Linked DNA regions of Mus musculus: region 1 is linked to region 2. Evidence: chromatin contacts called from ENCODE Hi-C or POLR2A ChIA-PET data. All regions are on one chromosome and are shown on one strand. Each heading gives the region's core, a stretch centred on a gene start or an enhancer-like site at or near the end of the contact. The rest is flanking DNA. Distances are from core to core; before and after follow the strand shown.

Region 1 (3,840 bases), core at 338-2,837, 350 kb after region 2:
TTCTGCTGGCTCTTGAAGATGGGAAGGGTCCTGAACCACAGGCCCCATGCCTGGATTCTGTTCTAAGGTCTTTGCTCAGGGGAAAATGGCAGTGAGCAGAGGTCAGGTTTCAGTTCTGGAAGCCACTGGTTTAGAACACAGCGAGGCAGTGGTGGGTCCCTAAAAGACCTGGGGTTTAGCTGGAACGGCATGGTGATGGGAAAATGAATATCTATCCTGCGGTCACCCTGATCTGTACTCAAGTCAGGACAGCCATTCTCTTGGAGGGCAGATAAAGACAGAAGTAGGAAAGGGAATGCCAAAATGGACCCTACTAAGAGACTAAAAAAACTCCAGAATGTAGGAGTCAAAATTGGAAATAGAGAGTCCAACTCAGAGGAAAGTAACATAGAAAGGAGAAATTCTACGAACATAGATTAAAAGGTTAATTTCTATCTATCTGGTAATGGTTAAAGAAACTTATGAGGCTCTAGTTTACCTATAAATGGAGTTTTGGAATCCCTCACTATAGAGCGCTCTACCTTTGGGCACAAGTCTCTGCATTCAAGGGCAACTTCCTTCATGCCAAAACACGTTTTTTTGTTTTTTTTTTTTTTTTAAGGGAGGGTGGCAACGCATAATCTCTAGACACTGTATCTGGCAAGAACCACAGGGTGTGCCGAGCTGAATTCGGGTGAGCATCTCTGGTTGGGTTGCTTCAACAATGGCTGATACTTCCAACAATGTGATGCTACTTCGAGAGAGACAAGTCTCCCAGCGGCTCTGTACTAAAAACTTTCTACTTGGGATGATGATTTCCAGTCTTTTCAGTATGGCCCATGTGATCAGCAGAAGGCAGAATCCAGAGCAAGCCTGTCGGTACCAGGGATCTAGAGGACCTCTGGGGAGCCCCGGTTGGGGCCCTCACTTTCCCTTCCCCCAAGCAGCCAGGCCAGGCCAGGCCGCGCCTAAGAAAGCCGTCTTGTCACCCTCCTCCCAGCGAGCGGAGCAGGGGCCGGCTCCCCTCCCCCAGCCTCTTCGGAAAGAGGGCGGCGCCGCCAGCGCGGGAGCCTGGTACCCGACTGCGGGCTCCGCGGCCTCAGCCCGCCCCATCCCCACCAGCCCGGGCTCTCACCTCGGCCCGGGCCGGCTCGAGGCCCTGCACCGCCGCGGGCTGCGGCTGCAGCTGCTGGGCGGGCGCCGGCGGCTCCTGGTTCCGATGGCTCAGGTCTTCCTCCGGGCCGGCGCGGACCCCGGCCGGGGCCCAGAGCAACTGAAGCAGCAAGAGCACGAGCAGCCTTCGCGTCGGCGCCCGGCCGCTCCCCCGGGCCGCGGCCGCCATCCCGCCCGCCCAGCCGGCACCGCGCTGCGGCAGGAAGAAGTGCAGGCGAAGGGAAGCGTCGAGCCCGGCGTGCCGGCAGGCGCCTCCGTCAGGCCTGGCTGCCGCTCAGGGGGCAGCCCTGCAGCACGCGGGACGCGGGGACCGGACCGGGACGGACCGGCGGCGGGAGCTCCGGAGCAGCTGGGCAGCAGAAGCCACACACTCCTCCAACTGCCTCCGCGGCCCAACTCCTCCGGCCCGCCCCCTGGCCAACACGACCTCCCATTGGCCCGACGTCAGCCCGGCGTCGTGACGTTTCCGGCAGGTTGAGGTGCGGCTCGCTCACTGGTCCTATTGGACCCGGCGCGCCGGGCCAGGTAGCTGGAGCTGCTTGATGGACTCTCCCTGCGTCCTCTCGGGTCCCACCAGAGACCCCCTTATTGGCCCTGGAGAGGTCAGGCTGCCAGGCTCCTACCAGTACTTCCTCAAGAGCCTTAGGTCTTTAAGGCCTAAGCCGCCGCCACCTCCACTTCTATTAAATGTCAAGTGAGTCCCAGCCCCGCTACCTACGTGGCAGGAACTGCCACACCTTTAAGTTACGATCCACCCACCCTCACCACGTCCCTGGACCGCCTACACAGAATGTTCTTTGGGGGTCCATATGCTGGGGTTTTTTGAAGGTTCTGAAGTAAGATTCGGAAGTAAAAGATGAGAACGTCCAAGCTTGATTTTAAAACATTGTTGAATAGCCGCAGACCAAAAGTCATCACTGCCCTGGCTCAGGATGCCTTATCCTGAAATAGGATATCCTGAAAAGGTTTGGAGTTGAGTGGTTAGGGTTTCTGTGGGATGGAGGCCTTGAGTAGGCAAAAGTAGAAGACAGGAAAGAATGGTTAGTTAGGCGTTAGACTAGGGCTGGATTTTTTTTTTTTTTTCTAAAGAAAAGCTGAGATACCGTACGCGCGCGCGCACACACACACACACACACACACACACACACCACAAATTGCTAACCATGTGCCAGGCACTAATCTAAATCCTACTCCTGTTTCACAAGCCATTCTTGCAACCTCTCCTTAGCCTACTCAGCATTGCTCCTTACAGAACCCTTCAAGCTATAGCTTATTTATGCTCCCAGTATTGTGAGATAACCAAGATGCTTCCTACACATAGTTTGGGGTGCAGTTGTTGTACCTCCAAGTTCATTCCTGGAGTGTAAATGTCCTGAGCCCTCAGAATACAACATGACAGGGATCAGAAGTCTAGACTCCTTCAGCCACCTCCTTTTTCTGCAAAGATTTGCCTTGCTCAAAAGGGCCTGCAGAGGAGATAGGAGTGTCAAGTGGAGAGAATAAAAGAAGCAGCCCAGTAGATGGAGGCAGAAGAGTTAGGTGTCACGGATCCTTGAGTTCTGCTAGGGACCAGGTTTATTATTTTTTTTCCTGGCGTTCTCTAGTCTATGATCATCTCAGAGAAAGGCCTCCTGGCTAAATTCTAGTTACCCCACATAAAGCAAAGAAAAAGCAAATGGCTCAAGGGCTACAGCTGCAGGAGACTGAGATGCTGATTGCAATGTTCCAGTGGCTCTGGAGCAAGACAGGAAATCTGTTCAACAGAAGATGTTAGGCAATGGGGCTCTAAAGCTCTGTCCCCAGAAGGGAGCTGGCATGGCAGTGTTACAGGAGCAGAGTCTGAAGAGAGTGTGGTTTTCGCAGCGCCTCCATGTTGCCCACCTCCCTGGCCTCACTGGGGCTCTGCCAAGTGAACTCCAGGCATCAGATTCCAAAGTGAGTAACTCTTTGTGTTCCACACAGGGCTCCATCTCCTGAGGCTGTGCTTGGCTCCAAATCAAAGCTAGAGCTAGCTTTAACTTAGACCTCGAGGACTCGGAACCTTTATCCTTCTAGTCTTGAATAGTGACAAGCTCTCTTTGAAAAAGAAAAAAATCAAACAAAACCAAAAGGAAAAAAAATAGGTTAAATTTCTTTTTAATTGTGTGTTTTGAAGTGCCCAGGAGTGACTTTAGACCTTGTGCCTATCAGGAAAGTTCTCTGCTACTGGGCTACGGCTACAGCCCTATTGGCATCCTTTGTTGAAAAACAACAGAAGCTGTTTACATGATCCATAACTACTAAGGGTCTAGGAGACCTAGAAATTCCAATTAAGCTTTCTGGCATTGTCCTACGTAAACAAGTGTCACTGAAGTATAAGCACTAGCAATCATCTTACAGTAAGAACTACTACTGCATGGGTATTGCAGTGTGTGTGTGGTATGTGGGCTGGGGATGAAACCAAGGACTAAGTATGTGCTAAGCAGAAATTCTGTCACAGGGCCACCCCTATCAACCTTTTAAGGTGTTTTTTTTTTATACCTGTATTGTGTTTATTTCCCATTAGTGTAACAAAGACCAGAGATAACTTATAAAGGATCAGTTTGTGTTTGCTCACAGTGTTGGAAATTTCAGACCATACTCCATTGATCCTGTTGTCTGGGGACTTGTGGTGAGGCAGCACAAGATGGTGGAGCACATGGGATAAGA
Region 2 (3,920 bases), core at 1,130-3,629:
CATGGAGGGATGTTACTTACTGGCTTGCTTAGCTTACCTTCTTATAGAACCCAAGACTACCAGCCCAGGGATGGCACCACCCACAATGGGCCCTCCCATCCTTGATCACTAATTGAGAAAATGCCTTACAGCTGGATCTCACGGAGGCATTTCCCCAACTGAAGCTCCTTTCTCTGTGATAACTCCAGCCTGTGTCAAGATGACACCCAAACCCAGCCAGTACAATGCCCCTTAATATGTCCTAGGGCCCGGATGTGACATTAAAGCTCTACTCCATCTTACGCTATGGAAACTGTCTCTGGGCTTTGTTCACTGTTTCCCTTTTTCTCAAATTCTTGTCACTGCAAATTCCAACTTGCCCTCAAGGATTCTGATAACACACTGCCTCTTCTTTGAAGCCTTCTCTCCTAGAAAAACTCCTCTTCTGTCCCCATCTTACCTCTGCTGACTACAGCTCTTCCAACCTGTGTTTTATAGCTAGCGCCGTCTAGCCTCTACTACTCCGAAAAGTAGTTCTCTGTTGGCAAGAACCTTATCTTATCCATCTTTATATTCCTAGCATTTGCCGAGAGGCACACAGTGCACACTCAGTAAACATTTTAGGGAATACTGTCCCACTCAATAACAGACCAGGGATCGCTCCCTCAGAGTTACCTCTTTCCAACTTTCGCATCTGTAAGAGAATACCCAGATTCAAACTCTACTGTAATTGATTGCTTCCTCCATGCCAACGTGAAATCTGTGAGCATATCCTGTAACTTCTTCATCTACATATCCTATCCCTCTCCCCCACAACTTGCTGCCAACACAGCCACCAAGACTTACTGCCTTTAAGTAATAGCACCCGTTATCTCTTTCTTTTTTCTTTAGGCTTCTACAAGTTCCCTGAAAAACTAGTAAATAACTTTAAAGCAGTTCTCATTCTACCACACACCTGGTCAACAGCAACCCAGCTTTCTCAAGACATGCCTTGCACTCAGAACACTCTGTTCTTTCTTTGCTTAAGCACTTTCCCATGCAGGGCATACCACTATCTTTTCCTTATTCAAACCTACATTTCTCCATTTGTATTTAGTTGACTCAATGAAAGTCTCAATCCACACGGCTCTTTTCATGTAAATGTATAGAGCCCTTACTGTATTTACGAGGCAAATGCTTGCTATCTAATGGGGACATGAGTGTCATCTCCTAGATCTCCACAGCCATCTCTTGAGTAGTAGGAGGAGGAGGGGTGCTCTATCACAGGTTTGTGTGTTGGGTACTCACTAACAAGCTCTTGGCGTAACCTGCTTGATTGCAATAGTAAAAGCTGGCCAAAAGAACCATTAGCAATGGCCAATATTCACCATAGTACATGGTAAACGGTAAAAACAGCAGAGGGCTGGTCATAACTCATGAAGGAATTAGACATAAGCATTGCTACTATATTGCTATATTATATTGCTAATATAAATATTGCTATTCACTAAGTGCCAGGCAGCACTCTGGGGTATAATGGAGAATCTTTAAGACATGAACGGGTTGACGTAGCATTGTGATAGTCAGTCTTCTTTGGATCTAGAGATGAATTCTCCAGTGTTTATACTGAACTTTACATTATGCCAGTATTATTAATAGTGGCCTTCACAACTATTTCCCAGGTCTAAAAACCACGCCCATATTCTGGGTTCTCTTTAGATCTTCGCCTTCTAAAACCTCAAGGCTGCCCGTTACAGAGGCAGCTAACCTCGGTTCATTGTGTACATACATACTTCCTTCAGCTTAATAGGGCCATCGTTACACTGTGTGTCCATGCTAGTGCCTTAGTGGGTTGGGCCCATGTACTGCAGTGACATCTCAACTCGGAGACATGTCATCCAGAAAAAAAAACTGTTCAGAGGCTGGGCAATGCACTTAGAAGATTTATAAGGACATGTTATATTGATTCGGACCAGCAGAAGCCCAGGTCACGTCTTTCTCTTCCAGGCCACGCTAGTAGGACAAAAATGAAATCTGTCCCGGATGGGCGGAACTGTGGACAGAGACTTGGCTGCCTCCCGGCTCCGCCTTTTCCCAGAGCCCCGGACAGCACCGGCTAAGGAAGGACGCAGCCCGGGTTCTGCAGCCCCGAAGTGGAGCAGGGTGGGTGGGCCGGGTCACTGGGGAGTGGCCGACCCGGCGCGGATGCAACACTGCCTCCACTTAGGCTACCACCTCCAAGACCGCAGGTCCCCGGCCGGAAGCTTACCGCGAGGCCAGCCGGCCGGCCGAGGTTGGTGCTCCAAGACGGACTCAGGAAGGGCGCCGGCAGCAATAGCAGCTTTGAAGCACTTTTCATTGAACAGGGAAAAGCAGCGGCCAGAACCCGCCACTTCCCGTATCCGGTCACGTGTCTCTCTGCACCGGAAGTTGACCCTGTGGAGCCGGAAATGGAGACAGTAGAGGAAAAACAGATTGGCCAATGGACTTGGAGGAGGCGGAACAGCGCTTTGATGGATGGGGCAGAGGCGGACTGTGGGCGTGGAAAAGACAGGGGCGGGGCTTGCAAGCACATAGGCCAGTGATTCTCAACCTGCGGGTCAAACGACCCCTTCCTTCATAGTGGTCATATAGCAGATATCCAATATATCAGATATTTGCATTACAATTGATAACAGTAGCAAAATTACAGTTTTAAAGTAGAAATTAAATAATTTAATAGTTGGGACCCACTGCAACATGAGGAAAGGTATTAAAAGGTTGCAGCATTAGGAATGTTGAGAACTGTTAGCATAGGCTGATTTGAGGAGTTGATAATGGTGATGTTTCCTTTTTGTAGACGTACCCATTCTAATATTTGTAGCAACTCATTTGAGAGCGCATTAAATGTTCTCTCCTGTGCATATGTAAAACCCTGCTAACTAGATTCTTGGAAGAACTTTAGTGAGTTAAGTCAGATTCTCTGGGATAGATGTCACTAGTACCCTTAAGTTCTGGACACTTAATTCCCATAAACAGCTTTGGTCATTTACCCACTTCATACTCTACCCTGACTGCACAGACCTTCTTCTTGGGTGTTTTTTTAGAAACTTCACCCATGCCACCTCACATCAGATACTGAAATAGAATCTTTGTTTTAAAGGTGATGCTTGCTTGTTTCAGTGTGAGAAACATAAATGATGCCGAGAGTTCGAGCTATAAGACAAGTGATTCATTTAGGCCGCATCCCTGGCAGGGATTGAGTGCTGCAAATTTTGATTTCCAGGTTAAAAAATAAAAATTAAAAAAAGCCATTCAATTTTTTTATACTGAAGGAGTTCGCAATGAGGTAGGACTAGAAAAGGTGATTGCGAAGTTAGGATAACATACTCTACCAGGATGGTTTTCTTTCTTCTTTTTTTCTTTGCTGTTTTTTTTCCATTTATTTATTTACTTTGCATGTGGATCTTAGCCTACCCCTCCTTCCAATTCTCACCCTCCTTCCCAGCCTCTCCCTCATTCTCTGCTTCCCTTCTCTTCTGAGAAGGGGTGGGGTGGAGACCTTCTTGGATACCAACCCACCCTGTGACATCAAGTCACTGCAGGACTAGGCACATAGGATGAATTTTTTGTTGTTGTTGTTGTTTTGTTTTTCGAGACAGGGTTTCTCTGTGTAGCCCTGGCTGTCCTGGAGCTCACTTTGTAGACCAAGCTGGCCTCGAACTCAGAAATCCACCTGCCTCTTCCTCCCAAGTGCTGGGATTAAAGGTGTGCACCACCACCGCTCGGCATGAATTTCTTAAGAATATGACAGATGAGCTGTGCACAGTATTTGCACCGTTTATCTTAAGATAAAATTTTGGGAGACCTAGGAGAAATAATGAATAGGGACATGTTTGTTGCTACAATGATCAGCTTCTAGTCGGGGTTACTTGAGATGACTCTCACAGGATCTAGTTCTATATATTTGGATAGACTTCCCT

Evidence for each region. A loop is a pair of places that touch in the nucleus more often than their neighbours do. ChIA-PET counts read pairs that join two places held with the same protein, here RNA polymerase II (POLR2A).
Region 1: a map of T-helper 17 cell shows a loop between it and region 2 (2.7-fold over the local background). The contact joins the promoter of Tmem165 here to the promoter of Exoc1 in region 2. A Hi-C loop is called at or near these places in 1 of 37 maps with a recorded cell type or tissue (T-helper 17 cell). POLR2A ChIA-PET finds 5 or more read pairs at or near these places in 1 of 5 experiments (Patski).

Annotation. Positions count from the first base shown.
Region 1 is chr5:76,181,627-76,185,466 of GRCm38, reverse strand. It overlaps Tmem165 (transmembrane protein 165), which reads right to left and starts at 1,587. Exons shown (of 6, transcript NM_011626.2): 1 at 1,115-1,587. The coding sequence starts at 1,321.
Region 2 is chr5:76,527,770-76,531,689 of GRCm38, reverse strand. It overlaps Exoc1 (exocyst complex component 1), which reads right to left and starts at 2,379. Exons shown (of 19, transcript NM_001289770.1): 1 at 2,228-2,379.